2 separate regions of the Mus musculus genome follow, and region 2 is linked to region 1. Evidence: chromatin loops called from intact Hi-C (ENCODE). Cell type or tissue: left cerebral cortex. All regions are shown on one strand. Each heading gives the region's core, and the rest is flanking DNA. Links, peaks and the distances in the headings are about the cores only. Region 1 overlaps Kremen1 (kringle containing transmembrane protein 1). Region 2 has its middle 13 kb from the start of Emid1.

What was found. Hi-C counts contacts between places; a loop is a spot of excess contacts. Peaks named below come from ENCODE experiments on the same cell type or tissue, not always from the same donor. Only the 100,000 strongest peaks of a DNase experiment are listed, where the experiment ranks them.
Region 2: a loop joins it to region 1, with 2.6 times the contacts of the local background. A loop is called at or near these places in 2 of 42 quality-filtered maps.

What each region holds. Positions count from the first base shown.
Region 1 is chr11:5,255,098-5,259,483 of GRCm38, reverse strand. All of the region lies in intron 1 of Kremen1 (kringle containing transmembrane protein 1), which reads left to right. Among named protein-coding and RNA genes, the nearest start is that of Gm46268, 3.7 kb to the left of the region's middle. In left cerebral cortex, for the core only: a CTCF peak has its summit at 1,840 (motif pointing right); a DNase peak (open chromatin) is centred at 3,004; H3K27ac peaks cover 509 bases.
Region 2 is chr11:5,163,532-5,167,917 of GRCm38, reverse strand. No RefSeq gene overlaps it. Among named protein-coding and RNA genes, the nearest start is that of Emid1, 13 kb to the right of the region's middle. In left cerebral cortex, for the core only: a CTCF peak has its summit at 2,168; DNase peaks (open chromatin) are centred at 404, 1,603 and 2,134; H3K27ac peaks cover 1,781 bases.

The DNA of each region.
Region 1 (4,386 bases), core at 306-4,305:
TCCCCCCACCTTTTTTAGACCAGGCTGGCCTCGAACTCACAGAGATCTGCCTGCCTCTGCCTCCTGATCACTGGGACTTTCCCTTTATAAATCTCAAAGCAAAAAAGTATTGCGTTTAGGCTCCGTACTGACCAAATTGGTGTGCTCAATATAGCTGTCAGTACACTTAGAGTTTAGAATAGGTGGACCAAAAGCAAAATGATTAAAACAAAGCTACAGCTTCATCATCTCCATATTGGGAGGTTTTGGTAGTAAGCAGTGTACCAGCTTTAGTTTAGAATCTAAAGTTTTAAAGGATTTATTTATTGGGGAAGTATGGCGATGAGTACTTAATGGGGTGAGTGTGGAGATCAGAGTGTTTTTGGTAATCAATTCTCCCTATCTACCTTGTCAGTCCCTGAGATTAAAAGATCTTCAAGCTTAATACAAACACCTCTAACATCAGAGTCATCTTGATGGCCCCTAGTTTTGAATTTTGGAGCCTGGAACTCTACCTGAGGCTGTAGACCAGCGGTTTTCAACCTTGCTCATGCTCCGACAATTCAATAAAGTTCCTCATGGTGTGGTGACAACCCACCCCCCCATAAAATTATTTCATTGCTCCTTAACAACCGTAATTTTGCTACTGTTATGAATCATAATGTAAACATCTGCATTTTCTGATGGCCGTAAGTAACCCCTGGGAAAGGGTTATTTGACCCCCAAAGGGGTCGGAGACCCACAGATTGAGAAGGCGAACCACTGCTCTAGACCAAGGCAGAACAGTAAATGCTTTAGGCTTTGTGGCCCGTAGACTGCAGCAGGTGCAGGTTCTCGCCTCCGGCTGTGGAGGCGAAAGTAGTCATAGACAAAATGGATAGGCGTTGCTGGTTTTGTTTAACGGTTTAGGTTTTGGGTATTTTTTCCAAGACAGAGTCTCACTGTCTACCACTGTTGTTATTCACTACATAGACCAGGCTGGCCTCAGATTCAAAGAGATCTGCCTGCTTCTGCCTCCCAATGGCTGTTGTATTTTAATACAACTCTTTGGACATTGAAATTTAAAGCTTTCTGTCATTTTTACACGTCACGGTATCTTGTCCTTTTTAATTTTTTATAATTAAGAACCCAGTCTGAACTTGGTTTCTGGGTCGTGATTGGCTCAGCGGCTCACTTATCTAACCTTGCTCTAGGTCATGTGAACCGACTTTTAAGCGGTTACTGATCTGGAAAGCAACACAGCAGGTTGATTTTACTCAATGAACAGACCTTTTACCATTTACTGTGAATTAACCTTTGATACTTGTGAGAGTCAGGCACAGTGATGATACAGTTGTGCTCCAGCTATTTGGAAAGCTGAGATGAGAGAACAGTTTGAGGCCAGCAGCCTGCCTGTGCAGTGGAACCAATAGGTGAGGAGAAAGCATGTAAATATTGTGTTTCACCATGATTTCTTTTTGTTGTTGTTGTTGTTGTTTTTTGTTTGTTTGTTTTGTTTTGTTTTTTCGAGACAGGGTTTCTCTGTGTAGCCCTGGCTGTCCTGGAACTCACTCTGTAGACTAGGCTGGCCTCGAACTCAGAAATCTGCCTGCCTCTGCCTCCCGGGTGCTGGGATTAAAGGCGTGCACCACCACACCTAGCTTCACCATGATTTCTAAAAAGATACAGCTGACCAGGAAAAGCTTGTCTACTTGCATTTGGTTCATTAATAGAGATTCAGCGCGGTTCCGTGCGCTACTTAAGGAAATAGTTCCCACCTTGGAGCTGTCCCACAGCTTGCTCTCTCAGCCTGCAGATGTTACTTGAAACAAACTGTTGAGAGCTCTTCTGTTTTACAGAGGAAAGCCCGGGCAGCAGGTGGCACCAGCCCTGAAAACTGGGAAGACAACCACTGAAGAAAAGAATTTCTGTCACTATTAGTTTTTACTAAGTCATTAGTTTTTACTTCCATGCATAGGCTGTCCTGTTAAATGTCTATAAAACAACAATGTGCTTAGCATGGCGGATTTTTCTTTTCTTTTTTTTAAATTAAAGCATTTTTGAAAAAAACAAAACAAAGTGAAACATTGAAACAAAACAAGCCGATTGTGTTTGTCCTGCTGGACAGTTAATCGGAAATGCTTGGCAGAGGCCGGAAGTTGGGGTCAGGAGCTTTTGTCTGAGGTTTTCTGTCCTGAGTGAGGACACACATCAGGATATACTCAGCAGCGGGGCTGAGGAGTGTCCCTCAGTACCCGCACAGGGCTGGAGGTGAGAACCCTTCCTCCAGCCTCCAGCTTCCTTTGGCATCTGACTAGCTCAGTGTGCAGGCCCGGCGTGGGTAAGATGACAGATTCCTTCCCTCTTCTGCTTGACCTTGACCCTTGCTCTAGAACCCAGAAGTGTCCCTTTGGGTGGAGTGGGCACTGGGGTCCAACAGGCTTTTGCCCTTTCTTGTCTTCAGTCTTCCTTCCAAGATATCATTTCTTTCCCCCAGACCTCAGACAGAACAGGGAGAGGAGAGGGCCAGTGTAGGAATGTCATCCTACAGAAGTTTGCCTTTTCCTCCAAAGAACTCTTTCTCCGTTCTGTCCTCTTTCTCGGTTAGCACCTCCTTAGGCTGCGCTCGCACCAGCTTGAGGAGGAACGAAGTTGGGGCTAGGCAGTTGCTTCCCAAACAACACTTTAGGCCATGTTATAGGCAGAGCTGCCACCGTCCCTCTTACTTCTGCAGTAGGGCCCCCTGGGGGCTTCTCCCCTGCTAGGGCCAGCTTCCAGCTTCCCCTGCCACAGTTTAATCCCTGGCACATAACCAGAGCATTAAACTTTTATTGTTCAATTTGCCACAAGGGCGAGGCCCTGTTCCTAGTAGGCTGAGGAGGCTGTGGCCGACTCCAGAACCCGAGTGTCGCACCACATTAGCAACTGCAGACTTTGAGGGCTGGATTTCTTTCAGTTTGGTTAGATTCTTGGTTAGAACAAGAACAGTATACGCACACTCAGCTTGAAAGCCAGGAAAGAGCAGAGACAGCGCAGGCGGCTTTTAAAGATGATTCATAATGGAGGTAGCCATCAGCCTGCACTAGGATCCTGCTAGTTTCCTTTTATCCTCAAAGTGGATACATTATGGCGATTGTAGCTTTCCTAGTATCCCTAAATCAAGTAACAACATGGCAGCCAAGCAGCTTGCTTCTAGAATAGTAGGGATTGCTAGCCAATCCCATCATAGTATGTAAATTACTTGCTGCTGTTCAATCTATAAAAATTCATCTTCAAAGAAAATTACTGGGCTGGTAGAAATATTTTTAATAATGACCACAGAAGTCATATTTATTTTTCTTTGATGTTCCTCCGAAGAACCTTCTGTTTCTAATCAGTTTGTTCCCACATAAAATACAGTGGAAATCTACAATAATAAAATCCCATTTCTCTGCTATAGGGAAATAAACAGAGCAAGGACTGGCTTTTTCAGGGGCTTCCCCTCGCCGTGCCCCAGACTCAAAGCCTCTATTACTGGTGGGTGTTTTGGCATCAGTTAAGGGCCTTCAATCCTTCCCTCCCTCCATGTTTTGCTCTTTCATTAAAGTGTTTCTGTTGTCTAATTATATCCTTTCAATCAAATTAGAGACTGCAGCATCTGGTAAGGGCCCTAACTGCTGCCATCTGCATCTCGCGTACGCAGGCCTTTGCAGCTGAGAATCACTCAACTTCCAAATGGCAGGAAGAGATTTGGAAAAAGTTCAGTTGGAGGGGAGGTTAACTTAAAAAGAGCCTCTTCAAAGGCCGGGTGCCCTGTCCTGCCTGCTGTGATGTATGCAGGACGTCATTGGCTTGGCTCACCCAAGACTCTTCCTAAGCACTTCTGGCAGCTGAAGGCTTCCTAATTGTCTTAGCCGAAGTGACTAGGCTTTTTCCTCCCTGCTATGGTTTTGGAGGGCCCCAGTCGAGCTGAGAATATCGCCCTTGAGAAGTGTCTTTGTTCTGTGACCACCGGTTAGTGGATGTGACACTCTCTTTGGTTGGCCATTTCTTCTAACTCAGTGATTTAATCAGACAGAGAATCTTGCTCCCTGGGAGTAGTCTGCAATGCTTGAAGGCTTTTTGTTTTTAATTGTCACATGGAGATACTATTATTATCTAGGGGGAAGAAACCCAAGGTGCTATTAAACATTCTAGGACGTTTAGAAGAAGTCCCCTACACCAAAGAATTAACCATCTGTAAAGATAGTGCTGAGGAAACCCCTGTGCTAATTGCGTTTTTATTGTGTCGTCTCACTGTGAAGAGTGGTCTGGTCTACAGAGTGAGTTCTAAGACAGCCAGGGCTGTTACACAGAGAAACCCCATCTCAAACAACAAAACCAACCAACCAAAAGGAAGTACAGGTTTGATGTGGTCACGCACACCTATAATCCCAGCACCCTGGGTGG
Region 2 (4,386 bases), core at 200-4,199, 91 kb after region 1:
TGTTCCATTACAGGCTGTTCCATACAGCCTGGTTTCTGTCAGATCTTGCCATGTGCAGCTGGTCACACCAGCTTTCCACACTCGCCACACAGCACCTGTGCCCACCTGGGCAGCCGTAGGATGAGTGAGGACAGGCCCCGGCGCCGGGATGGTGTCCAAGGCCACAGAACTGCCATTGAGTCTCCTCGGATTCAAGCCCACCACGTCCCACCCAGCAGCAAGATTTCCAAGCTGTCATTAATTCGGATCCCCCCACACACGAGAAGGCCACTTGGACAATCTGGCCTTTTGTAGAAGCTGTGGGAGTCTTCCTAGCCATAGAAGCCAGCCTCACACCAGTGGCTGTCTCAGAACCATGAGCTCAGGAAATTAAGGATTCTGCGGGCGTGCCCGGAATCTCTGGGCCCAGCAATTAATTCCATGGTGATTAAAGGAGTGTTGTGTTTCTGATACATTATTATGCGGAGTGGGCTTGCTGTGGATTTCAAAACTTGAACCAGACTCCTCATTAACTGGGACCTTTTATCTGTGTGCAATTTCTAGAAGAGATGGGTTAGGAAGCGAGCTGGTGCCTACCCCAGCCACATTCCACGGGTGTCCTGATGCGCACCCAGCCGGTGTTCTCTTCTGAGGACAATGTGGCTATCAGCCAGCTTCCTCTAGCTTTACAGGTGACAACCAACTCTATCTGGCCTCCAGGCCTCTTAATCCCCTTCTTCCTGACGGCTCCATCTCCCTGATAGTGACCGTCACTATGTAGAAGAGTGAGCCCCAAAGATGGCCTTTGGAGCCACTGCATCTGGAAAGTTGGAAGACCAGAGGGAACAGGCTTGGGTTTTTGTGAAGCCACCCAGGGGCTGGACCCGGTGTGGCTGCATTCTGTTGCCCATGGTGAACAGGCTCTGGCCTCTCCAGCATCAGCTCCCCTCATGGGATCTATCTGGAAATGTAGGGGCTCTCTTGGAGCTTCCGTCCTGTCTGCATTGACAGGGTCTCCAGAGCCCTCATCCAATGCCGGCTGGGCTACCTCGAGGTTAGCTTGGAAGATTCTAGCATTTTAGCAGCACCTGTGCTTTGTCGCCTGGGTTTAAATGCCCAGCTCTGGTGCACACAGCTGCTTTACCCCAGTGAGGCCAGGCCTGTGCCCACCAGCCCAGGTGGCTCCCAGGCCAGGAGCCAGGTGGCTGCTCTTCCCACTCCTTCTATAGAGTGGTTTTCCTGGAATTCTGCCATCTTCATCTAGAAACTTTGGACATAGAACAGGACCTGGGTCAGGGTTCCAGGTGTCGCTAAGAAATTGACGGAGAATGTCCCCGAGAAAGCTGTCCCCGGCTCCCTTCCTCCAGACCCCTACAGTCGACTCTCCCTGTGCTCTCCACCCAAGAGCATCCTGGCTCCCAGAGCCCAAGATGGCCAATGCTGCTCCTTGACCACCCCACTCTGGCTCTTAAAGAGACCCAGCAAGGACTGATCCCCGCGGGGAAATTGAGCCCTTGCTGCTTCCTGGCAGGAAAGTAAGAGGACAGCCTGGGGAGTCAGCACACACTCACCTTGTGACACAACTCTGTGACTGGGTGTGCACCCCTAAACACTGAACACAGGACCTCATCGAAGTCAGGCATGTTGATGGCCGGAGCTCTGGATCACAAGGTGTTTACATGCCATGTTCATGGTGCATACCTCATAATAGCCAAAACAAGGGGTAACCTCAGTGTCTACCCTTGGATGAGTGGATAGCTGAGATGTATGGCCCATACAGTGGGCCATAAAAAGAAAGAAATTCTCACTCACGCTACAGCATTCGTGAACCACGGGGATGCTATGCTGAGTGAAACAAGCCAGACACAAACTAAGTACTGTAAGTTTGCATCCTGGATCCTTACTTAGGAACTGAGAGTGTCAGCAGCATCTTAATGTGAATTCCATCACCCTCATTTTACAAAGGAGATGACCAAGACAAGGAAGCAAGAAGCCTAAGGTGACCCAGCCAGTGGCAGGGCCAGGATTCAACGGGAGGCCATTGCCTTGGGGACTGCCTGGCTCAGGCGCTCTTCCTGAAGTCCTGTCAGAGCCTGCCAGGGGACAGCAAACAGGCTCCAGATGGCTGTTCCCGCACTTGCCAGGCTGGGCTCCACTTGAAACCCCAGCCAGTTTCTAAATGTATCCCAGCCGGCTGAGCTGGGAATGTCTGGGGCTCCCCTGCTGGGGCGGTAGGGACAAAGGAGGCCCTGGCCACACAGGGGTCTGGAAGGGCTTGGTCCCAGCCCTGGCTTCATCTCTTCTGAGGCCCAGGCACCCTCCTGCGGGTCCAGGAGCTTGGGCCTCACACACACACACACACACACACACACACACACACACACACACACACACGAGGCTTACTGTAGTCCCACCCACAACACAGATGGAGCTGCAAAAACGCACTTTAAATATTTTTAAATTTGTTTTTGATTGATTTATTTTTATTTTATGTGTATGGGGGTGTTCTCTCTCTCTCTCTCTCTTCCTCTCTCTCTCTCTCTCTCTCTCTCTCTCTCTCTCTCTCTCTCTCTCTCTCTCTCTCTGTGTGTGTGTGTGTGTACTGTGTGCATTCAGTACTCACAGAGGCCATTAGATTCCCCTAGGAGTTACAGATGGCTGTGAGCCACCATGTGGGTGCTGGGAGACAAACCCTGGTCCTCTGGAAGAGCAGCCAGGACTCTTAATTACTGGACCACCTCTCTAGCCCCCTTACATTTATTTATTTGATTTGTTTTTGTTTTTTGAGACAGGGGGTCCTGGCTATGCTGGAACTCGCTCTGTAGACTAGACCACCTTCTAACCTCAAACTCCGAGATCCGCCTGCTTCTGCCTCCGGAGTGCTGGGATTAAAGGCGTGCACAACCACTGCCTAGCATTTAATGTTTTAAATAAACATGTAGAACAATGGACTTCGTCTGACGTTTCCATACATCGTGTATTGTTTATCTTGTATCTCTTGTTCTCTCTCCCCTTCCTCCCCCAGACAGCCCCCTTCTTCTCTCCTGCCCTGTGTATTTCTAGCCAGATCTGCTGCCCAGGCCGCATGTGACATTCCTCTTTCAGGCTTAGTTCACTCCTTGTAATGATCCCAAGTCTCGTCTCTTTTCCTGCAAATGCCCTCTTTGTTCTTTACTGATTAAGAGAACTGCGGCTCAGAAGCCCTTCACTCCCCCACAGGTGGGCTTCCAGGCTGACAGCGCATCCCTGCTGCTGAGAGGCGAGGAACACCGACAGATGCCTTGCTTGCTGCTACCTCAGCAATACACCTGGAGCTGTCTCTGGATCACAGGGGGGCTCTGTCTTTAGTTTCCTGAGGACCCTTCTCATTGGTTTGCATACTCACTCGTTCCCTCCAGCCCTTGCAGGGGTCCAAGCCACGCCCATGCCCGTCCTCAACAGCACTTCCTGTTCGTAGATCTTAAGTCTCCAGCTTCGGAGGCTGGAAGGCTGAAATTGAGGGATGAGTTGGCTTGCTTCTTGAGTGACTGTCCTCTCTACTCTCCTGGTTTCTTCTGGTTCTGGCCATTTTCTCCCTGTCTTATTGATACTGTTCTACCCAGGCCTGTGCCCCATGGTTAGGGACAATCATAAAGAAGCACAAAACCCACACCCACACTGGTTAGCCACGCCGGCCCTGGAGAAGCCACTTGGCCAATCTCGCAGCAAATCACTCCTGGTTAATCTGAATTACCAACCCAAACCTCTCAGAACAGTGTCAGGTTTCCCGAAACTCCGACCCTCCCTGGGCCCCTCCCTCCACCTCACCAGCTCCAACAGGAGGCAAAGAGCTCCCAGGGCTTCGGTGAGTTAAAGGCATGGCGCTGGCATGTGTACACCCAAGGGGCATGGAGGGACATCTTACCTTTGAAAGCTGTCTGGAATCTGCTTCCTACAACAGGTTCTGGTCACAGACCATCATTAAGTATGATGGCTTACAGGAGCAGGAATGGATCCTGAGCCAGCCCAGTGGGGACTGTCATCCCAACACTTGAGAGGTAGAGGGAAGAAAATCAGGAGTTCAAGGTTAGCCTGAGCAATGTAGGAAATTCCAGGCCAGCCTGGGCTGTGCAAGACTATGTGTCACAAACAGACAAGCAGAGCTGGGGTGGAAGTTCTGGAGACCAGAAGCATGAAATTAGAACTGATGGCTTTCCCTCTGAAAGCCAGGGGGAGAATTCTTCTGAGCTTCTAGAAGTTTCTTCTAGCTCCAAGTGTTCCTGTTCTGTGGTTTCATTACATAAACTCCCGCTTCCCTCCTCCTATGCCTGCCCATCTAGGCCTTGCTATATATAGCCCACGCTATATGTAAACGCCCGATCTCCCTGCCTCGGCCTCCTTTGGGCTGCTTCACAGATATGAACCGTC